3 separate regions of the Homo sapiens genome follow, and all the other regions are linked to region 3. A link is an interaction called in ENCODE POLR2A ChIA-PET data of the cell type or tissue named here. Cell type or tissue: K562. All regions are shown on one strand. Region 1 overlaps TCHP (trichoplein keratin filament binding). Region 2 overlaps CORO1C (coronin 1C). Region 3 has its middle 11 kb from the start of ATP2A2.

Region 1 (8,000 bases), 360 kb after region 3:
AGGCCAGAGCAAAATCACTTCAAGGTTTGAGGCCCAACCAAGGACTGGAACAGCCCCTGTGTCAGGGCTCCCTGCTGGTCAGGGAAGAGAGAAATACAAGAGAAGAGAAACAAGGAATAACCCGGACGGCCGGAGAGCAGACCCCGGCGCGGGGCGATGAGCAGGCCCAGGGGAGCAGGGGCCGGGCAGAGTCTGTCTTGCCGGTGTTGGCCTATATCCTGGCAGACTTCCTACCTTAGGCCGGTAGCCCTGCTCAGCCATAGTCTCCGCCTCCTGCTGCAGCAGGGCATCTGAGAGCTGCTCGACCCGCCGGGCCTCCTCCTCTTCCTCCTCCTCCTGCTGGTCTGCTTCCCATGCCTGCAGCCGGCGCTCTGCAACCTGAGTGCCAAGAGCAAAGTCACCACCCCAAGACAAGGCCCACAGGGCAGAGCCCTGCCTCTGATGAGGAAGGTAAGCCTGCGGCCCTACCCAGACTGGAGAATCCAGCTGAGCAACAGCAATGCACGTGCCAAGGAACGGAAGGGAGCATGCGGGACTTGAAAGGCTGTATGCATGGTGTGTACCTCATAGAAAGCTGGAGAGGCTGTATGCGTGGCGCTTACCTCGTGGAAAGCTGGAGAGGCTGTATGCGTGGCGTGTACCTCGTGGAAAGCTGGAGAGGCTGTATGCATTGTGTGTACCTGGTAGAAAGCTGGAGAGGCTGTATGCATGGCATGTACCTCGTAGAAAGCTGGAGAGGCTGTATGCGTGGCGTGTACCTCATGGAAAGCTGGAGAGGCTATACATATGCGTGGCGTGTACCTCGTGAAAAGCTCGGCCTGTGGCCAGGTGTTTGGAGGACTGTTCTGTCTTATGTATCAGGGACTGAAATGAAGAGAGATCTATGGCCCCCGGTAAGCCAACTGCTTGCAGAAGCAGACAGAGTAAAGAGAACAGACAGCAGTACCGGCCTCACCCACACGACATGGAGGATGTGGAGGGAAAGAAGCCACAGTCAAGAGGATGAGGACTGCAGCTGGGATGGAAACGGGAGCACCGTGCTCTCAAACGTGCGCAAGCCCTGCCAGGCAGTCCAGCGGCTCTGAACCCTGTCCCATGATGATGCAGAGAACCTGGCAGGCCCGGTGCCTCCCGCCCTTGGGCTCAGCCCTACCTGGGCTTCCAGCTCCTGCTTCCTGGCCGATTTCAGCTTTTCACTCTCCTCTTTCTCGCGACGAGCCAACTCTCTCACCTCCTCAAGATTTCGAATAAGTTGCTCCCTGTGTTTCAGGGATTCCTCTTGTGCCCGTCGGTTCTGCTCAATCTTCTCTTGTATTTGCTGTTGTCTCCCTGTCAGAACCTAACCTCAGCAGAAAGAAAAGGGCAGCTTTGAGGTTGACCCTAACAGATCCTGGTTCTACAAGCCTTGGACAGGCTGCAGCCACAGCAAGGCCCAGCCTCATCCTTGGGCCTCAGGCCCAGGTACGCAGAGGCAGAGCCAGATGACAGGATTTGCTCTCACGATGTCGGCCACGCTTGCCAGTATACAAGAAATGTTTCCCTCGCAACCCAAGACACACAAAATGTATCCAGACTGTGTACTATGGAGAGACAGCTGAGTGCCAAAGAAATCAAAGGAGATGGGGATGGAGCTGTCTCCCCGGGGCCAGAGAAACCTTGGAGCAACAAGGTGAGTCTCCTTCCTATCAGCGGGTTCCAAAAACAAGAGAGCCACAAGCCACACAGATGACCAGAGGTGGAGCTGGGGTGGTCCTCTAACCTTTTGAACCTGCTGTGTTTGAGACCTGGCCCCAGAGCCGTGTGACATCTGAACTCCAGCCCAGGCCACAGTCAGGAGCAGAAAACCACCTGACACTCTCAACAGTTAGGCTGCAGGGCTGGGGGGAACAGAAAGTGGCCGCCATCAGGAGGGAAATTTAAATGAGGAAAATCAAAAGGCACTGGAGAATTCTTGGTATTTACAAGAGCAAAACATCACCAATCACGACCCAATTTCCTGTGGATTCCAAAATACAGCATACTACCAGACACAACGTAGAGTTTCTCATTTGAAACCACTTTACAACAGCTTTCAGCCCATGGGTAACACTCTCTCTTCTCCTCCCAGATTTCTCTGCGGTTGGGGTATATCTTCCACGCACAGTGTACACACTGACCAGGAAAGCAGTTATGTCCTCCAGGTCACGGCTGTCATCTACCCCGAGGGGGGAAACGTGTGGGAAGAGCCTCAGGCACCAAGAGGCTCTCTGCAGCGTTTCTCAGAATGGCTTCCAATTAGAACAACACAGCACACCCATAAGAGGGAATGGAAAGGCAGCGGGTGACAGAGGACAGTCCGTGATACAGCCCCTGACATGCCGTTTATAAAGATGTAACAGCATGTCACAACGCTTGAAGCCAAATAGCACAAGACAGTAAGAAATACATGTAGAAAAAATGTCAGGCATAGAAACAGAAGAGCAGACAGAAGCAGCAGCTACGGCTGCATACAGGATGGGCTCTGGGGGACTTTTTTCCATTTCTACTTCCTGTACTTCTGAATTCTTTTCTACTAAGCTCATATTACTTTTTCAATGATTTTTAAAGCCCACTTAAAATGACCAGAGAAGACTCTGTTCCCAGAGCATCTGGCAGGGTGACTGACCATGGACTTCCAGACACCTGCCCAAGACCCAACAGCCGGTCCACATCGCCGCAGCTGGGATTACCTCGCTCATCAGTCTGTCCCGTGCGCTGCGCTCTCGGGCCCACTCTGCCTCTCTCTTTTCCCACATCTCCTTGGCCTCCTCCCTGGGCAAACACAAAAGGGATGACAGCAGGCTCCTCCCCGCCCTGGCAGGAAGCGAGCTACGGAACAGACAGGGCTGCAGGGCACATGGCTTCTGCAGGACCACACTGCAGATAAACATCCACATGCACTTTGAAAAGATTACAATTAAGGACAGCATCCACGGAAAGTACTGTTGGAAGTTTTTCATTTTTTTTATTTTTGAGATGGGTCTCGCTCTGTTGCCCAGGCTAGAGTGCAGTGGTGCGATCTCGGCTCACTGCAACCTCCACCTCCCAGGTTCAATCGATTCTAGTACCTCAGTCTCCTGAGTAGCTGGGATTACAGGCATGTGCCACCATGTCTGGCCAATTACTGTATTTTTAGTAGAGACAGGGTTTCACCATGTTGGTCAGGCTGGTCTTGAACTCCTGATCTCAAGTGATCTACCTGCTTTGGCCTCCCAAAGTGCTGGGATTACAAGCGTGAGCCACCGTGCCTGGCCCTGTTGGAAGTATTTTAAGTTACCCTTTTAATACCCCATCTCCTTATAAAAAGGAATTGGGATGACTTACACCGTGGCTGTTTAACACAGAGATGAATGAAACCATCAGAACATGGAGAGGAGGGCGCTGCCTGTGCCTGAACCCTGCCACCGCATGCCTGTGTCACTGATAGCTCACCCTGGACGGAGTGACCTCTTCAAGTCTCCGGGTCTCACAAGCCACCACTTGGCTGGATGTCAGGACTCAGTAAGATGAGGCCTGTAAAGCACCCGGCACAGTGTCCAGCATGCAGTAAGTGCTCAATGTATGCTACTTATTATTTGATGATTTCAATCTACTAGTTTAGTCTTTAGGACCCAAACTCAGTTTTATAGATGTAAGCAGCATTCAACATCTCTATAATAACTTCCTTCTGGCTGGGCATAGTGGCTCACGCCTGTAATCCCAGCACTTTGGGAGGCCAACGCTGGCGGATCACAAGGTCAGGAGTTCAAGACCAGCCTGGCCAAGATGGTGAAACCCCATCTCTACTAAAAATACAAAAAGTAGCCGGGTGTGGTGGCGGGCGCCTGTAATCCCAGCTACTCGGGAGGCTGAGGCAGAGAATTACTTGAACCCAGGAGGCAGAGATTGCAGTCAGCCGAGATCATGCCACTGCACTCCAGCCTGGGTGACAGAGCAAGACTCTATCTCAAAAAAAAAAAAATAATTTCCTTCTAAACCTCTAAGATTTCAGATGAACACATCGTTACTCTAAACCTTAATGATTTCCACCTCAGATAATACAAGGGAAACACCCCCAGAGGCCAGGTCCATTATGAAGATGTGCTCCTCAGGAATGATGGACAACATACACAGCTATCTCTTCTTCTTCTTTTTTTTTTTTTTTTTTTTTTGAGACAGAGTCTCGTTCTGTCACCCAGGCTGGAGTGCAGTGGTGTAGTCATGGCTAATCGGAGCCCCAACCTCCTGGGCTCAAGTGATCCTCCCACTTAGCCTCCCGAGTAGTTGGAACTACAGGTATGAACAACCACGCCTGGCCAATTTGTGTATTTTTGGTAGAGCCTGGAGTTTTGCCATGTTGCCCAGGCTGATCTCAAATTCCTAGGCTCAAGCGATCCACCTGCCTCGGCCTCTCAAAGTGCTAGGATTACAGGTGTGAGCCTCCACGCCCAGCCAATAGATATTTCAGTAACAGGTGACCCATGGGGCATTTCAAGGTATCAGAGTTGAGGCCAGGAGCATCCAGCCCAGTCAGCAGCTGCCACTCACCTCAGCAGCATCTGCAGCTCTGCCTCCCGCGCCCGCTCCAGCTGCAGCTGCTCCTCAATGGCCTGCTTCATCCAGGCCACATCGGCCATGACCTGCTCCCGCCTGGCCAGGTGGAGGCGCTGGCTCTCGTCCTCCTTCTCGAGGAGGGCCTGCAGGATCCGCCTGTCTGCCTCCTAGAGGAAGCAGAGGGCGGCACGTGGCTGGGCTGGACAGAGTCCTTCTGCAATGAGAGCCTACAGAGGGGCCTGCCCTCCCTTTCCTTTCTACATAGACATTCGTGATTCTACACAGTGTTCTCAAGACAGAGATGGGAAGATCCTGGATTATTTCTGGAACAGACTGGGGATAATCACGAGGGGTGGTTCAGACACTGCACAGGCCTAGGAGCTTCTCTCTGGCTAAAGGGAGACCCAGCCACCACCACATGCCCTCGGATACACCTGGTTGCACAACTTTTTGGAATACAACTTGGCAAAAATCCCACTTATAAGAACAAAGACCACAGTGACACAAAAGTGCAAAACACTCGTTGCAGCTTTTAGGTAAGAGGGAAAAACCAGAAACAACCAAAATGCTCCTTGGTGGGGAATTAGCTACTATGTACATCAACATAATGGAAGCATTAAAATAATGCAGGAGGCTGGGCACTGGGGCTAATGCATGCAATCCCAGCACTTTGGGAGGCTGAGGTGGGAGGATCACTTGGGCCTAGGAGTTCAAGACCAGCCTGGGCAATGTAGCAAGACCCCATCTCTACAAAGCATTGTGATGTACACCTATGGTCCCAGCTACTCGAGAGGCTGAGGTGGGAGGATGGCTTGAGCCTGGCAGGTTGAGGCTGCAGTGAGCCGTGATTGCGCCATTGCAATCCAGCCTGGACAACAGAGCAAGACCCCATAAAAAACAGCTGCACACCAGGACCAACCATGCCACTGTGCCCCATGTCCTGCCCTGACCGCAGTGGGCAGGGATGGGAAGGGCAGCTTAGGTCTGTCTCCCTCACTTCAAGGGAGCTCATCAAAGTACTTAGGAATACAAAGGAGCTATCTGAAAAGAACAGGTTCAATCTAAGCATAATGACCTTTTTTTGTTTTTTTGAGACAGAGTCTCACTCTGTTGCCCAGGCTTGAGTGCAGTGGTGCAATCTCGGCTCACTGCAACCTCCACCTCCTGGGTTCAAGCAATTCTCCTGTCTCAGCCCCCCGAGTATCTGGGATTACAGGTGTGCACCACCATGCCTGGCTAGTTTTTGTTGTTGTTGTTCTTGTTTTGAGAGAAGTCTCGCTCTTGTCCCCCAGGCTTGAGTGCAACGGCTTGATCTCAGCTTATTGCAACCTCCACCTACCAGGTTCAAATGATTCTTCTGTCTCTGCCTCCCAAGTAGCTGGGATTAAGGCGCCTGCCACCACACCCGGCTAATTTTTGTATTTTTTAGTAGAGACAGGGTTATACCACATTGGCCAGGCTGGTCTCAAACTCCTGACCACAGGTGATCCGCCCGCCTCAGCCTCCCAAAGTGCTGGGATTACAGGTGTGAGCCGCCACGCCCGGCCATGTCCGGCTAGTTTTTGTATTTTTAGTAGAGATGGGGTTTCACCATGTCATTCAGGCTGGCCTCAAACTCCTGACCTCAGGTGATCCGCCTGCCTTGGCCTCTCAAAGTGCTGGGATTATAGGCGGGAGCCACCGCACCTGGCCGATCTTTTTAAAAATTAAGAGATTTAGTGTTAATTGAAGATGCTGAGGAATGCAACCTCAATTAGATTTAAATACAAAAACAAAAACCTCCACCTCTCTGTATGTAAATACATCTAGAAAGATGTGAACTAAACAGGCACCTCTGGGGATAGACAGAGATTGCAGGTGCTGGTCAAGGGGGTGATCTCACTTTGTGTTGTGCTGCTTTTTAAGTAACACAGTTACTGAAAAATAATTTGATGTTTTGATACCTGTATCTATCCATCTATGTATACACACAGACACTGGGAAAGGATCCTTACGGTCAAGCTAATTAACATATCCATCACCTCACAGTTGGTTTTCATGGTGACAACACTTAAGATTGGCTCTCTTAGCAAATTTCAAGAATACAATATGGTATCATCAGCTGTGATCAACATGATGGACACTACTCCCAGATCTCCCAACCGAGGGATGTATCCTTTGACCAACATCTCCCCTTTCCCCCAACCCCTCACTGTCTTCATTCTTACGAGAATGCACTCATATACTAAGCAATGGAAGGCCTTTTTTACAAAAGAGGCTAAGAAAGATGTCAGGCTGTCTCTTCAGACTTACCAGCTCCTCTTGGATCTGCTGTGTGCGTCTGCTGAGTTGAGCGTTATACTGATGTCTCAAGAAACGCCTGAAGGAGAATCAAATGTGGGCTGCCTTCAGTATCTCAGAAAGAATTAAATAGAAGTTAGATAACTGCTGACCAGGCTGTCTCCTTTATGGTTTCAGCAACACGAATGCAAGTCTGAAAAAGCAAGAGGCCCACCCGCCTGGGAAGAGTGGGGGGCCCTTCTGACACACACCCCAGCTCTGCCTTCTGCCGGAAGGCTTCCATCTGCTTTCGCTCTTCCTCCAGCCTCTCTAGCTCCCACCGCTGCTTCAACAGATTCTCCTGCTCCTTCTTTAGTTTGGTCGCCTGTGGTGATGATGAGAGTAAGCTCGACTGAGATCTGAGATCGTGGGAATCAGATCTTCCTTCATTCTCCATCTCCATTTTTCGCAGACACTACACCAACAGAGGCCTGGCCATGCAGGTGGTCACGATCCCCTCCCACCACTCACTTACTCATCCAATCCCCTCTGAGCCATTTCCTGCAAGGGCCTTTCTGAGCCCTGAACTCTAAACTCCCACAGGATCCTGTACTGGTCCACTCTTACTGTAACTTAACAACTGTCCTCCACCTGACACAGCCCCCACCAGGAGGTCAGGACTGTGGGCCTTGGTCAGGCTCTATCTCTAGTTCCCAACCCAGTGCTCAGCACCTAGAATAAGCAGTAGGCACTAAGAATGTAGTTGCTAAATCACGGCCTGGGCAAGGGGAAGTGAGGTCACAGGAGCATGGGCCTCCCTCTTCTAAATAGAAAGATCTCTTTCAAGGAAACTGTGCCATGTTCTCCAAAAACAGCCCCTGGACCAAAAACCCTCAGTTATGCCTCGAGACCCGAAACCTGCTCCCCACGGAGAGCTGGGTGCTAGACCACCCGATTAAATTGTGTCTACTCAGTGCACTGGAAAATCCAGATTCTAAGAAGGTTCTCCAACAGCAGGCCGCTAACCACCTCTAAGAGAACAGCTACTGGCTCCATGTCGTTAATGTTCTGGAATTCAGGCACGCAAACGAGGAGGATGGGAAAGCACAAGGCAGATGGGGATGCATGTGAGAGGGAGAACCCGGCTGCTGCCGCCCTTTGCAGAATCTCAGCCCTGCTATGGCCTCTTC
Region 2 (8,000 bases), 1.6 Mb after region 3:
TGAATAGAAGTGGCAAGGGTGGACAAGCTCATCTTATTCTTGATCTCAGGGAGAAGGCATCTTTCGCCATTGAATATTGAGTTAGCTGTGGTATTTTCATGGATGCCCATTATCAGGTTGAGGAAATTCCCTTCTATTCCTAGTTTCTTGAGTGTTTTATCATGAAAGAGTATTTAATTTTGTCAAATGCTTTTTTTTTGTTTTTTTTGTTTTTTTTTGATTCAGAGTCTCACTCTGTTGCCCAGACTGGAGTGCAGTGGCACTGTCTCGGCTTACTGCAACTGCTATCTCCCGGGTTCAAGCAATTCTCCTGCCTCTGCCTCCCGAGTAGCTGGGATTACAGGTGCCCACCACCATGCCTGGCTAACTTCTGTATTTTTAGTAGAGATGGGGTTTCACCATGTTGTGCAAGCTGGTCTTGAACTCCTGACCTCAAGTGATCCCCCTGCCTCAGCCTCCCAAAGTGTTGGGATTACAGGCATGAGCCACCATGCCCAGCCTCAAATGCTTTTTCTGTGTCTGAGATAATTGTGTGATTTTTTTTTCTTCTATTGATATAATGTGTTACGTTAATTGATTTTCAGATGTTGACCCAACCTCGCATTCCTAGGATAAATCCCACTTGATTGTGGTGTATAATTCTAATTCTTTTTCTGTGTTGCTTGATTTCGTTTGCTGGTATTGTTGAGGATTTTTTGCATCTGTATTCATAAGAGATATTGGTCTGTAATTTTCTTGAGATGTCTTTGTTTGGTTTTGGTATCAGGATAATACTGGCCTCATACAATTAGTTTGAAAGTGTTCCCTTCTTCTCTATCTTTGGAAAATTTTGTGAGTACTTGGTATTTTTTAAATGTTTGATAGACTTTAGCAGTGAAGTCATCTGGGTCTGGGCTTTCTTGTCTGTGGTTGGTTTACATTCTTTTTTTTTTTTTTTTTTTTTTTGAGACAGGGTCTTGCTCTGTCACCTAGGCTGGAGTGCAGTGGCGTGATCTCGGCTCACTGCGACCTCTGCCTCCCAGGTTCAAGCAATTCTTATGCCTCAGCCTCCCTAGTAGCTGGGACTCCTGGCTAAGTTTTGTATTTTTAGTAGAGACTGGGTTTCACCATGTTGCCTAAGCTGGTCTCGAACTCCTGACTTCAAGTGATCTGCCTTCCTCGGCCTCCCAAAGTGTGGGGATTACAGGCGTGAGCCACCATGCCCGGCCTACATTCTTATTACAGGTATCATTCCCTTCATTTTGTGAATGGGAAACTGAGGCTCAGAGAGGTTAAGTAATTTGCTAATATGTTGCAGAGCTCAGATTTGAATCCAAATTATCTTATGTCAGTTACTAGGATGACAATAGTAGCTAGTATTTATTGAGTGATTAATTTTGTGTATTTAACCATACAAGGTACTATTATAGCATAAGAATCTCCTGCCACCATCCCATCACCAATTGATCATTTAATGATCACTTCAACTTTATATGCATTGTACCCATTTTTGGATAGAGAATTTTACACTTAATGGAGACTTAGTGACTTGCTGTACTGTACCACGGCCAGGAAGTAAATAGTACAGCTGTGCTTCTCACTTACGAGGCTGTCTGACTCTGGAGTTTGCTCTCTTAATTGCTATACTCTATTGTGTGCCTGGAGGGCCTGAGACATTCTGTGCAAGAAAAGCGGCTATGCCACATGTACACAGGTGAGCCCAGATCAGATTTGACCTTGGAAGTGAATGGGCTCACACTGCCCTTCAAGCTCCGCTTAGAGATGCCTGACTCAGCACAGCACTGCGGAAGCACTGGCTTTTCTTACTGTCTCTGCCCTGTAGCTAACATTCTACTCTGTGATTGTAGCAAAAGAACTTCTATATCATTCTATCCACATGTATTTAGGATGAAAATAAGTATGCATAATATGGAAATAACTTTTTTTTTTTTTTGAGATGGAATCTTGCTATGTCGCCCAGGCTGGAGTGCAGTGGTGCGATCTTGGCTCACTGAAGCCTCCGCCTACCAGGTTCAAGCAATTCTCTTCCCTCAGCCTCCCGAGTAGCTGGGATTACAGATGCCTGCCGCCACACCCGGCTAATTTTTGTATTTTTAGTAGAGATGGGGTTTCACCATGTTGGCCAGGATGATCTTGATCGCCTGACCTCGTGATCCGTCTCAGCTTCCCAAAGTGCTGGGATTACAGGTGTGAGCCACTGCGCCTGGTGGAAATCACTTTTTAAGGTAGTTTAGTATGTATGTCAGCCAGAAGATTTGTATAGTATCTTTCAATGAAGACAAAGCATTTTACATATTTATATTAATCTTCCTATTTTTATGAGGTTAGATGGTATCTGGCCTATTTGAGTGAAGAGGAAAAATCGTCTCTCTTTTTCAAGTGAGAGGCCTTCCTCAAATATCCATTCACATTTAAAAGTGAGGTTCTAAAAGCTGACCTTATGCCTGTGTGAGTGGAGGGGCACATTGAATGGTGGACCTCACTGAGGGCAGTGATGTCTGATCTCTTGTGGGGTAAGGCAGGTGGTATCTTGGGAGCCAGGAGGAACAAGGGGCTGGAGGCCCCACTGTATAGAACCAGGCTGTCAGTGAGGCATCTGTTCACACCTGTGCTGGGTGTCATCCAGGCCCATAGTCAGGCCTCTCCTGGCTTCTGCTGGGGAGAGGGCAGGCCAGTACCCTGGTTGTGCAGCCCTGGGATCTGGGTGTCCAGCTGCTCCTAATTCAGGCTTTCAGTCATTTTCTCTGTAGTCCCTCTCCCACATCCCTGTCTTTGGAGACACACAGTTTCTCCTTGGAGTGTTCTGGGGATTCACAGTGGGCCTTGATGTCCTTTTTGTGCGCTCCTCCTGAGACTCAGCTGAGTAGAGGACACTCACACTTCAGTCAGTTACACGTGCATGACAGCTTTCCATCTTCGAAAGTTTATTGTCACATTTGCTCTCTTGTAGCCTCTTTTCCAGTCCTCTTGTCCTTTCATGTTTTTACCTGCTTTTATTTTTTGCTTTCATTTTATTAGGATTTTAGGAAGGAGTGGAGATAAGTGCTGTTTGTGTTTCTTTTGTAAATTCTTCATATCCTTTGTCTAATTTTCTGTTGGGTTTTAATTGTATGAATTTGTAAGAACGTTTTATTTATGAAGGATGTTAACTCTGACATGGTGCAATCCTTTTTTCTTCTACATTAGCTTACTTTTGAAACACTTGCTTGAAGATGCTGGTAGGGATTGCAGCTTCTATAACTTGTACAGATGGTTGCAGATGGTTGTGTGGGGAAGTGGAGCCCAAGACCAGCTGGCTGTACGTTGGCTTTTGTATAGATGTGCTTTCCTTTTGCTTTTCACCACCTCATGGAAGCTGTCTTATCTAACTCACGCTTGAGAAGTATTCATATTGATTCCAAAATGAAGGACCCTGGCCACGAATCATTTGCCATCTCCTCTACCAAAGACTCAAAATGTATGGCCCTGGTAGTCAGCTGGGAAAGTCTGGCAATAACAGCTGGGCTAAGGAACGTGGATGCTCAATTGCCTGCCAAGGGTCTCTTACTTCAGCCCGGCTACATGCCCCCAGCATTGGAGAGAGGCCACTTTCACACATGCGTTGGAAGGGTAAGAGACTCTGGCAAAAATAAATTCGTCTCTCTGCATTTAGCAGTGGGCTCAGGGCCATGAGGAAGGGAATTAGAGGAAAGGAATTAGCAACAGCCCACCATGTGTCTCGTCTGGCATGAGTGGACAGGTGTTAGCTCTCCTCTGTATATGAGGATCTGATTTTCAGCTGAGTTGTCGATGTTGAACCATGTTCCATTTCCACTTAGATTTTTATCCAGGCTCCTTCTATCTAACCAACATGAACAGAATGTCCTGCAGTAGCACATAGGAAAATTACATTGGGTGCAGTCTAGGAAATCTTAATCAGGGAGGGCCTGGTGATCTGAAAGCACAAAGCTTTCAGTGTCTATCAGATGATTTAGTCGAATTTGGAGTCTGAAATGACACATAAGACAGCCTAGGAACCTAGCTCTGTGTCACCTCCCCTCCCCTTCAGAGTCCCTGGTTTACTAGGGAAGTGGCTGTGGTGGATGATCAGCTCAGTGAAAACCCAGCCTGGTTTTGTTTCCCCCCGACAATAGCCCCTGCATTTTTCCTTTCCTAGGTCCCAACTGTTACTGCTGTATCACTCCAGGCCTTCCTCAAGTCTGGTTTACTGTCAAATAGCTTCCTAGCCCAGTACCTGGCTTTGAGCTTGTTCCTGTGTAAGCTGTCCAGTGTGCTCCTGCCACATTTACTGTCATCCTAAACATCACTTTGATCACATTGCTTTCCATTTAAATACTTTTGCTCTGCTTTTCCCAGACCTGGCTCTTACCCGTTAGGCTGCTTTAGGCTGACTTTTCCTGTTTCTCACTGTGTACCACTTAGCACTAGGCGGTTTGGTAGTGAGTTGCTCTGATTATTACGTCTGTGTTAGAAGGAGATTAGAAGGCTTTTGAAGTCAAGGGTGATGGCTGTGTCTTTTGAATTCCTCCCATAGCTATTCTTGTTGAAACACTCTGGGGAATAGACACAATTCTCAGACAGCAGAGTGTTGATGTCTAGGGAAAATGTTTACAATCTGAAAAATTACCTTGGCAGGCTGAGGACAAAGCCACAAAATCGTAACTTGTTTTTCGGCTTTCTTCAGCCTCACCTCTACCAGAGAATTTCACTTTGGAGTTTTCTTATCTGTAAAAGGGGAAGGGTTGAAGTACATTATCTGTCAGCTCCCACCCAACCCTGAAAGGCTAATTTTCTTTAATTCTTTCCCTTAATCTTTCCATTGAAATTAAAACTGATGAGCTGTTTCTGGATCTTGAATTAGGAATTTTTCATTTCTTTGTAATTCTTTCCCTGACGCATTTTGCAGTTGTCTCCGGGTATGTGCTGCTAAAAGAAATTTGGATTGCAATTTGGCTACTTTTTAGGAGAGCAGACAAAATGCCATACCATTCTGTTTTTCCTACTTGGAGCATTTCATTTGTAAAAGTAAAGCTTTCAGTTTGGTGCATAATTCTAACATAATTCTCACTCTTCCTTTGCAGACACGATGAGGCGAGTGGTACGACAGAGCAAGTTTCGGCATGTATTTGGGCAAGCGGTGAAAAATGACCAGTGCTATGATGACATCCGGGTTTCTCGTGTGACCTGGGATAGTTCCTTTTGTGCTGTCAATCCCAGATTTGTTGCCATAATCATAGAGGCAAGTGGGGGAGGAGCGTTCCTTGTCCTCCCTCTGCACAAGGTAGGTAATTTGATCTTCCATTCTGGTAGACACCCTCTGATAGTCTCCATACTTTTTCCTTAATAGATTGACAGTTCACTAAGAATTGTATTTGTGAAACCATTAGACTCTGATGTAATTGAAGTTAAGTTCCACACGCCTTACTAACCACATCAGTTTTTCTCTAACAGAGAATCATTAAATAGAATAGTGACCTCTGTTCTGGGGATGCCCTCTATGGATGAAAAAATTATTATAACGATGTTGTGAGCATGGGCAGGCATAGGAATTTTAAGATTTCATTCTTAATCATCTGCTTTTCACAAAAATTTTTCTTTTAGAGTGCAGTTTTAAAAACTGGCTTTTACTCCAAAGTAAAGTTTTAAAAACAGTTACATTTTCAAATGGGCAGAAATTTGTAAGATAATATTCTCTTTTTTTGTGAAGTCATAAGGATGAGCCCTTTTTCTTTTCTTAATTTCCTTTTTTTTTTTGAGTTGGAAATGGAACAAGAACTCAAGAAAATGTCCTCAATATAGATTTCAATTCTGGACAATAGTAAGTTTCAGCGTAGGATTTAAACAGTGTTAACAAGTGGTAGAAATAAAAGATCTTTACTGAGAATGGTTCTATGTTTTCTTCAACTTCAGTAGGGTTCCAAGCCCTCCTCCTTCCTTTATCCTCCCAGAAAGCCTGCTCCAAGGTGGGAGATTAGATAGGAATTTTGTGCATTTGCTGACCAATCATGAATACTGCAGATCAAAATCTATAGTTACTTTATCAGCAAATCCCAGAACTGCAAATAATGAAGAAAAAAAAGCTGTGAAGAGGGCCTAGAAACAGTTGTTTTCTAGTTAGCTTTTAGGAGGAAAATGAGTTTGGTGAGTCCTGAGCTCCAGTGATAAGGGCTGGGTGCTGGTGAGGATGCAGATGTTGGGTCGTATGACAGCTGTTTCCACTCTGCTGAAAACAGCGGGGGAAGTGGATCCCCGCTGTTTCTGAGCCCCTTATATTCAGGGTACATCTCATCACAATGGATCATGTGATTCTGAGAGTGGTTACAATAAAGTGAATTTCTGTCAGAGGGTTGTTTCCCATTGTATGTTGATGTTTTTTCCTTGGGAAAACTCTCATTGGGAAAATGTCCAATTCTCTTGGACTTTTGTTTCAGAGATGCTGGTGACTAACTTGTTTTATTATAACATCTGATTTTTACTTCAGTGGCCAGATAGATAACACAGTAGAACCATCTCCTAACCGAAGAAGGGAGATGGGTGCCTTTGGGGAACAAATTTGATACGTGTTTTCAAATGTACCTTCTTATTGGCGAAGATGAATCTTTTCATTAAGTTGAAAATTTATTTTTTATTTAGATACTTTTATTTCTGTTCAAAAAATTGTCGTTCAGTGGCAGATAAGTACACTACACTGTTATAAGTGTTCTTCATCTGGTTTTGGAGTGGGGATTTGAACTCAAGGCCAGTTGCATTTGGTCTCCACATTGTTTTAGCTTATTCCTTCACCAAGAGCAAGGGGCATTTGGAAACTTGACATTTTACTGGTAGGCTTTATGGCAGCCAACTGAGAAGACAGCCATAGCTTGTTAGCTAAGGTCAGACACTGGAGCACCATGATTTGTTTTGGAGTTACGAGTTTTTATTTCCCCTTTTATAGACTGAGGGATAAATGTAAGACTTTTTTTTTCCTTCAAAGAAATGGAACAAGCCAATTAAGAAGCACAAAATAGACATAATGAATGGCTAATCTTCCTCTGAATTCAGACATTTCCTTTCAACTTTCACATCCACAAAGGTTCTGTGAGTTCATCTTTGCTTTTACAGACCATGAGAAACTGAGTTTCACTTATCCCATTTGAGGGAGACCTGTGTGCAGTGCCCCAGCTAACTGATCTTATGATTTGGTTTTTCCTTGCATTCAGTGACCTACACTTAATGAATGTGTCCTTGTATTTCATTCTTTAACCAGCATTATGGGAACTAGGATAGAATAAGTTGCTTTACAAATTGTCATGTTTAGATGAGGTGTTGCTTTTTAGAGGAGCATCGAGGGTCTTTCCCAGGCTATAATACTGTCTGTCTAGCTTTGCTCCTTAAATATGAGTTTGTTTTAGAGGAGGTGACATTGGTATAAGCTAAGCCCTGTGACAGCCATTGGAAATAAGATCAATACTTGGGTTTCTATAGTCGATAGGTTCATGAGTACTATGTGAGATTTTTGTGTATTAAAGTGTGTGTATTTAGCTCTTAGCGTCAATGTGGCATAGAGGGAAGATCACAAATCTGGGAATTGATGAGCTGTGGAGTTCAGTCCTGGCTCAGTCACTGACTTGTAGTGGGACGTGGATGTGTCTCTTTATCCTTCCGCTCCTCTGTTTCTCTCTCTGTAACATAAGCAGCTGTGTATAAAAGTTATTTTCTGGCCGGGCACAGTGGCCCATGCCTGTAATCCCAGCACTTTGGGAGGCTGAGGCGGGCGGATCACCTGAGGTCAGGAGTTCGAGACCAGCCTGGACAACGTGGTGAAACCTCGTCTCTACTAAAAATACAAAAATTAGCCGGGCATGGTGGTGCACACCTGTAGTCCCAGCTACTCAGGAGGCTGAGGCAGGAGAATCACTTGAACCCGGGAGGCGGAGTTGCAGTGAGCTGAGATCGTGCCACTGCACTCCAGCCTGGACGACAGAGTGAGACTCCGTCTCAAAAAGAAAAAAAAGTTATTT
Region 3 (8,000 bases):
TTTGGAGCACTAAGCTGGAGAGAAAGGCCTAAGATTTTCTCTGGGATTTGTGCACACCCCTGGAAGCAAAGACTATGGTCAGTGCCATCTGAACTGCACGAACTGAGAGGGAAAGAAGTAGTTCCCTACAGTGGTGGTTTTCACACGCATGCCTCAGCATCACCTGGAGGGCTTCTGAAAACACCTTTTGCTGGGGCCTACCTCCAGAATGCTCAATTCAGTAGGTCTGGGGTGGACCCAAGAATTTGCATTTCTGAGTTCCCCGGTGATGTTGATGCTGCTAGTTCAGGACACACATGCTGGAAAACAAAGCCTCAAAGGAAAATCCTGCTGCTGTTATCAGAAGAGCTGCAAATGTTAGATCTGCCAAACAACAAATGTTCACTTCACTGAGGAAAGTCAAAGATCTCACTGGTCTGGAGGAAGCAGAGGTAACTACCACAGGGCTGGGTGTGGTGGCTCACTCCTATAATCCCAGCACTTTGGGAGGCTGAGGTGGGCAGATCATTTGAGGCCAGGAGTTGAAAACCAGCTTGGTCAACATAGCAAAACCCCATCTCTACTAAAAATACAAAAATTAGTTGAGCGTGGTGGCGTGCGCCTATAATCACAGCTGCTCGGATGGCTGAGTGAGGAGAATTGCTTGAACCCGGGAGGCAGAGGTTGCAGTGAGCCGAGATTACACCACTGCACTCCAGCCTGGGTGACAGAGCGAGACACTGCCTCAAAAAAAAAAAAAAAAAGATGCAACTAGCACACAATACTGAAAACCCTGTTTGGAGATGCCCTACATTCTTCCACTGTAGTTTGCAGTGTCGTCTGCTACACATCCACCAAGACGTCTCCTCCAATTCCAAGCTCCTGACACAATGACTCATTATCCCTTCCTTGGGACCTCTCCTCAGGCTGTTCCTTCTGCTTGGATCTGCCTGGTGAACCTCTATCACCCTTCAAGATGAAGGCTCAAATTCCATCTCATCTTGGAAGTCTTGCATGATAGCAGCCTTCTCCAACACTTCCATCATCAGCGCCCCAGAAGTCTCAAATTGCACTTTGTTTGTTTTAGACAAGGTCTCACTCTGTCACCCAGGCTGGAGTGTAGTGGCACGATCTCGGCTCACTGCAACCTCCACCTCCCAAGTTCAAGTGATTCTCCCGCCTCAGCCTCCTGAGTAGCTGGGATTACAGGTGTGCACTAACATGCCTGGCTAGTTTTTGTATTTTTAGTAGAGACGGGGTTTCACCATGTTGGCCAGGCTGGTCTTGAACTTCTGACCTCAAGTGATTCGCCCACCTCAGCCTCCCAAAGTGCTGGGATTACAGGTCTGAGCCACCTGTGCCTGGCCTCAAACAGCACTTTATATCACTCGAGTATAGTAACCTGGGTTTTCCTTCCCCTTCTCTGGTTGGTCGTTTTCAACCTCCTTTTCTGTGCCTCCCCCTCTTCTACTTAACTTTATTCTTTTTCTTTTTGAGACGGGGTCTCGCTCTTTTGCCCTAGAGTACAGTGGCACCATCATGGCTCACTGCAATCTCAACCTCTCAGGATCAAGCGATCCTCCCACCTCAGCCTCCCGAGTAGCTGGGACTACAGGCATGTGCCACCATACCCTGCTAAATTGTTTTATTTTTTGTAGAGATGGGGGGTCTTGCCATGTTGCCCAGACTGGTCTTGAACTCCTCCTGGGCTTAAGCGATCTTCCCACCTCGGCCTCCCAAAGTGCTGGGATTATAGATGTGAGCCACTGTGTCCAGACTCTTCTACTTAACTTTAAACCTGGAGTGTCCCAGGGCTTAGGACCCGGCAGTCTTCCTATCTGTAATCTTTCCTTAGTCCCACTGCTTTAAACTCCACCTACATAATGGGTTTGTTTGTTTGTTTTTTTGTTTGAGACAGGGTCTCACTCTGTCACCCAGGCTGGAGTGCAGTGGCGCGATCTCGGCTCACTGCAACCTCACCTCCTGTGTTCAAGCTATTCTCCTGCCTCAGCCTCACAAGTAGCTGGGATTACAGGCATGCTCCACCACGCCTGACTAAATTTTGTATTTTTTGGTAGAGACGGGATTTCACTGTGTTGGCCAGGCTGGTCTTGAACGCATGACCTCAAATGATCCACCTGCCTCGGCCTCCCAAAGTGCTGTGATTACAAGCGTGAGCCACCGTGCCGGCCCACCTACATATTGTTGACTACACATTTGTATGTCCAGATGCATATACTCAGCTGCTGATCTGACATCTCCACTTGACTGGGTCATGGACTCGCATTTGAGAGTGACAGAAGGAGGGCCAGGAATAATACAGAGTCCTTTGAAAATTTAGAGCCAAGAAGAGCAGCATCTTGGGCAGAAGGAATAGCAAATGGGCAAATGCACATATGAGTAATACTCCTTCCTTCATGGCACTTAATCACCCTAAGTCACTTGTTTATTGTCTGTCCTCTTCCACCAGACTATAAACTCCAGGAGAATGGAAATTGTCAGAGGCATGTGAACCAGAGCAACTCCATCTTGAATAGGAGCTGGGTAAAATGAGGCTGAGACCTACTGGGCTGCATTCCCAGATGGCTAAGACATTCTAGGTCACAGGATGAGATAGGAGATTGGCACAAGCTACAGGTCATAAAGACCTTGCTGATAAAACAGGTTGCAGTAAAGAAGTGGCCAAAACCCACCAAATCTAGGATGGCGATGAGAGTGACCTCTGGTCGTCCTCGCTGCTATACTCCCACCAGCGCCACGACAGTTTACAAATGCCATGACGTCAGGAAGTTACCCCATATGGTCTAAAAAGGAGAGGCATGAATAATCCACCCCTTGTTTAGCATATCATCAAGAAATAACCATAAAAATGGGCAATCAGCAGCCCTCAGGGCTGCTCTGTCTATGGAGCAGCCATTCTTTTATTCCTTTACTTTCCTAATAAAGTTGCTTTCACTTTACTCTGTGGACTCGACCTGAATTCTATTACTCTTTTGGGGTCTGGATTGGGACCCTTTCCTGTAATAGAATCATATGCACTTAGAAGGCATGCAATCAAAACTTCTTGAATAAATGCATGATAATTATTTGCAATGAGGACCTTGAGTCCTTCCTTATCTATTTTGTGCCCCCAGCGACCAGTGTAGTGCCAGGCACATAGCAGATGCTCAGTGAATATCTACCAAATTAATTAGTGAAGACCTTTGCTTCCTTTGCAATTACTGCTCTGAAGAAAAAAAAAAATCTTGCCATCTTAAAAAAAAGAAAGAAAAGAAACCCATATAGCAGTGCCAAACAAAGTACTGTGGAATGGTTCTCAAAACCATAGCTCCCTGATGGGATAATGTAGTTTAAATATAGCAGCTATTTTTCCCTCTAGTTGGTTTGTTCTTTGATTTTTGTGGAAAGATTTCAAAAGTTCTCCTCCATTGCCCTCCTTCCTCACCCCCCAAGGTGCTTAGACTTTAAATGGTGAAATACTTAAAATGCAGAGATGGCCTGGCCTCCTGAGCCTGGTAGAAGAAAGAAGAGTGATTAAATGCAATTTTAATTTTATAGGATGAGTTCTCTGATTCTCCCTTCCCTGCCGGGTGCCAGGGTGTTGCTCTCACAGTAGTGGTAGCAGCCCCAAGCAGGTTGGGTTTCAGTCTGGCAGAAATCCAAGGACAGTGCACACAGCAGATAGGGTTGCTGTGGACAAATTCCTAGAATAGGATCTTTGTTCCCAAGCTGACCAGCTTGCTCCCTTGATGTCCCACAATAGAAAAAAAAAGGGGGGGGGGTGTTGGTGGAGGCATGTTTAGGTCTCCCATTGTGATCCTGCTGTAGTTACCTGATAGTTCACAAAAGATCCCAGGAGGTTGGCAGCCCTCCCAAGTTACCTTGTGATTCTCTCCTGATTTCAAATAGGGGGAGGGAGGAGGACACCATGTATCCTAAGAGAAGCTTGTCTGACATGCCTGATCCGTTCCATCTGGGAAGATGCATCATGAACCCCATCTGGCTCCAGCAGTCTGGCTAAGGCTGAGGCTGAGGCAGCCGTGGGCTCCCAGCACACCCCCACTAGCTCCATCCCTCTCAAGCCCGCTTATCCTTCATCTTCCCCTGAAAGAAACAGATCACAGCTTCTGTCATTTGCAAGACCTCCCCTGACTCCCTATGCCCTGGCCTTTTCTGCAATCGCCTCTGCTTCTTCTCCAACTGTGGCTTCTCTGATCTCCCAGCCCTCTGCAGATGCCGTGTTGATTGGAGGCCCTCTGCAGATGGCAGGGCCCCTGTGAAAATCCAGTTCTTTCACCTGATCCTCCTGCACCACCCAGAGTATGTCCTGATTTGGGAGACAGATACACCTATTATAAGGTCCTGTCCCGTGTCTTGCAAGCTGGAGTCTAGAGGTACTGGACAATCGTTCCCGTTCTGTTAGCTGCTTCCCATCTCAACCAGTAGAGCCATGGCCTCTTTGGCCTTCAACCTTAACATTTAAATCTTCTCACGGGGGTCCAATCTGCATGGATGGGGGATGGGAGGAGTCTAAGAAAGCAGAGGCTTGGCTGGAGACGTTTGCAAACATTAGACGTTTCTCTTCCATGACTCATCGGAGGAGAGCAGTCCTCCCTCTTCCTGGAATGCAGCAAACCCATGGCCAACTCCTACCCCCACCCCATCCCCAAAATAAAACAACCCACACCTAGAGCTCTGTCCTCAGAAATCAGATTTCCCTCAAACATCTGACATGGCAACTTGGGGGCAGGGAGCATTCTGAGACCACAGAACAGCCTCTAAGAGGATTCTCTGACCTGAGGGGAGAGAGGGGGCTGCAGTCATAGCACATGTATCATTAGGATGGGTCTTTTCCAGAAAGCGCCTTCACCTTCCTGTCCTCCCCCAACCGTTCTTCTTAGTAGCCTCCCAGTATAAAACTAGGGGTAGACAACCGACCATTCCAGCAAGGCTTGATTTCATTGGTACATAAAAGGGTTCTAGAAAAAAAATAGGCTGGTGCAGATAAAAAGGAAGGAAGGAGGCAGGGTGCGGTGGATTATACCTGTAATCCCAGCACTTTGGGAGACTGAGGCGGGCGGATCACCTGAGGTAAAGTGCAGTTTGAGACCAGCCTGGTCAACATGGTGAAATCCATGTCTACTGAAAATACAAAAATTAACTGGGCATGGTGGCATGCGCCTGTAATCCCAGCTACTTGGGAGGCTGAGGCAGGAGAATCCCTTAAACTCGGGAGGCGGAGGTTGCAGTGAGCAGAGATCATGCCACTGCACTCCAGGCTGGGTGACAGAGACTCTGCCTCAAAAAAAAAAAAAAGGAAGGAAGGAGGCCGGGTGTGGTGGCTCACACCTGTAATCCCAGCACTTTGGGAGGCTGAGGTGGGCGGATCACTTGAGATCAGGACTTTGAGATGAGAGTGGCCAACATGGTGAAACCCTCTCTCTACTAAAAATACAAAAATTAGCTGGGTGTGGTGGCGCTCACCTGTAGTCCCAGTTTCTTGGGGGGCTGAGGCAGGAGAATTGCTTGAGCCCGGGAGGTGGAGGTGGCAATAAGCTGAGATTGCTCCACTGCACTCCAACCTGGGTGACACAACGAGACTCGGTCTCAAAAAATAAAAATAAATAAATAAATAAATCAAAAGAAGGAAGGGACAAAAAGGAAGACACCATTTAATAGACATGCATTTGCCATGCATGCAATGTGCTGGGACCTTTTCACATGTTGTCTTAGTGCATCCTTAGGACAAGCCTGTCTGGTACGTATCATTATCATTCCTATTTTTCCAGGTACTGAAAGTTGATTCTCAGAGAGGTTAAGTCACACAAATTAGAAATCACTATTCAATAAACATCTTTGGGAATAGAAGATTATTTGTAGGGAGAAGAATTAGCTTGGATCTATTTCTAACACCATGAAATGCAATCCGGCTGGGCGCTGTGGCTCATGCCTGTAATCCCAGAACTTTGGGAGGCTGAGGTGGGTGGATCACCTGAGGTCAGGAATTTGAGACCAGCCTGGCCAACATAGTGAAGCCCCGTCTCTACTAAAAATACAAAAAACTAGCCAGGCAGGCATGGTGGCAGGTGCCTGTAGAGGCAGGAGAATCGCTTGAACCCGGGAGGCAGAGGTTGCAGTGAGCTGAGATCGCACCACTGCTTGGGCAGCAAGAGTGAAACTCTGTCTCAAAAAAGAAAAGAAAAGAAATGCAATACATTTCATATTGGAAAGAGTGTTAAACATTTTTTTAAAAGTCTGTAAAACAATGAAAAGAAGCAACAAAACTATATAGGTGTGGAGGTCAAAGTGGGTGGATCACTTGAGGTCAGGAGTTTGAGACCAGCCTGGCCAACATGGCGAAACCCTGTCTCTACTAAAAATACAAAAATTAGCGGGGCTTGGTGGCACATGCCCATAATCCCAGCTACTTGGGAGGCTGAGGCAGGAGAATCATTTGAACCCGGGAGGTGGAGGTTGCAGTGAGCCGAGATCACGGCACTACACTCCAGCCTGGGTGACAGAGCAAGACTCCATTTCAAAAAAAAAAAAAAGTAGATAGGTGAGGAGGGGAGAGAAAACTTCTAAGTACTTCAGGTATAGAAACACTTTAAATTTGCATAATAAAATGTTATAAAACAAATGGAGGGAATGTATGCATGGGGTTTTAGAAAGAAACTAGACGACTCCTGGAAAACCTTTTAATGCTAGGAATCTGTGATTCTCTGACTGCGCAGAAGCACTCAGAGACCCACAAAGATTTTTATTATAGCAAATATCTCCTCAACTGGTTCTTGGACCAGTTTAATTTCCTGATCCCAGATCTGTCCCTACTCCCCGCTGTGGCAAGGGGAGAGAGGATCATTCTGAGTCACGAAATGCAGCCCTGTCCAGGGTGGGGAAGGGACAGCTGCTTAATTTGCAGCACATGTTGCTGAGAAAAGTGGTAAAGCAGAGTTCCCCTTCCACTGAAAGCTGCACAAGGAGGCTTCCGCCAGCTGAATGCAGTGACCTGAGCTGGAATTCTGCCAGGACAGTGGGATTAACTTCCCAAGTGCTGGCCAAAAAGGGCCCCGGGATTTTTATTTTTATTCATTTTCCATTACAACTGCACAGCAACGCAAACAAGCCCCACAACAATGTGAGCCACCAAGAGTCATTTTCCTTTGCTGGGTGCCATGTCAATACCACACATCTTGCTGACCTCATTTTACCGAAGTTTTAAGATGGGGAGCTTGATTACTTACTTCCCTGCTGACGATAATGGGAGAAAGGCATTGTGATTGCCCAATTAAAGCTGTATGCTTTAAAGGCGAAATAAAGCAACACATGCACACGGAGTCCACTGTACCCAGGGATAATAATTTAATGGGAAGTCAGTGGAAATCCAAGAAAATATAGGTCTAGCTCCCCAAGTCCCCTAAGATCAGGGGCCCAGAGGCACAGGGATTGGAGGAGATCTGACCACAGGCAATTAAATGTCAATTAAAAAGGGGGTCCAGTGGGGAGGGAAGGTAAAGGGCTTAGTGCATTAGAACCAGGCTCCAGGCTAATGAGACTCCTCAGAGAGGGCTTTGCACATGTTAGACAGGGGGTGTGTTTTAACTTGTGATTTGCCCTGTTTTTCCAGTCACATGATTCAATATTATCACAGTCTTCAAAACATCACCTTTTGGAAAACGTGGAGAGACAAATTCAGAGAATTGCAGGCACCAGGTAATACTGTATGCTCTTAGGCAAGCTACTTAATCTGTGTCCCTATTTCCTCAATTATAAAGAGTGGATAATTGAATCTACCTCATGTAGTTTTCGTGTGAGTTACATGAGAGACTGTGCATGTGATGTGCCTTGCACGTGGCTGGCAGCACTAGTAGAGAGACATTGCAGGCACCTTCATCTTAGGCTGATCTTAAGGCCCAGCCCTCCTAAAACGTAAACCATTTGATTTAATCTTGTAACAACAAACATATCCATTAACGTTATGGAAGATACAGAGACATTATTGAAGGTATAGAGGCTTCAAA

The links. ChIA-PET counts read pairs that join two places held together with the same protein. Peaks named below come from ENCODE experiments on the same cell type or tissue, not always from the same donor. Only the 100,000 strongest peaks of a DNase experiment are listed, where the experiment ranks them.
Region 1: POLR2A ChIA-PET joins it to region 3 with 5 read pairs; 2 of 35 experiments call an interaction of 5 or more read pairs at or near these places.
Region 2: POLR2A ChIA-PET joins it to region 3 with 6 read pairs; 1 of 35 experiments calls an interaction of 5 or more read pairs at or near these places.

What each region holds. Positions count from the first base shown.
Region 1 is chr12:109,907,781-109,915,780 of GRCh38, reverse strand. TCHP (trichoplein keratin filament binding) reads right to left here. Exons shown (of 13, transcript NM_001143852.2): 7 at 7,083-7,195; 8 at 6,844-6,910; 9 at 4,546-4,718; 10 at 2,709-2,790; 11 at 1,154-1,339; 12 at 235-378. Among named protein-coding and RNA genes, the nearest start is that of TCHP, 12 kb to the right of the region's middle. In K562, a CTCF peak has its summit at 4,685; a DNase peak (open chromatin) is centred at 4,690.
Region 2 is chr12:108,698,405-108,706,404 of GRCh38, reverse strand. CORO1C (coronin 1C) reads left to right here. Exons shown (of 11, transcript NM_014325.4): 2 at 5,082-5,281. The coding sequence starts at 5,087. Among named protein-coding and RNA genes, the nearest start is that of CORO1C, 29 kb to the left of the region's middle. RefSeq lists enhancers at 4,354-4,886, 5,058-5,352. In K562, no CTCF peak of the experiment used is centred here; DNase peaks (open chromatin) are centred at 4,484 and 6,174.
Region 3 is chr12:110,266,340-110,274,339 of GRCh38, reverse strand. No RefSeq gene overlaps it. Among named protein-coding and RNA genes, the nearest start is that of ATP2A2, 11 kb to the left of the region's middle. RefSeq lists an enhancer at 4,638-5,240. In K562, no CTCF peak of the experiment used is centred here; DNase peaks (open chromatin) are centred at 3,659 and 4,569; H3K4me3 peaks cover 262 bases.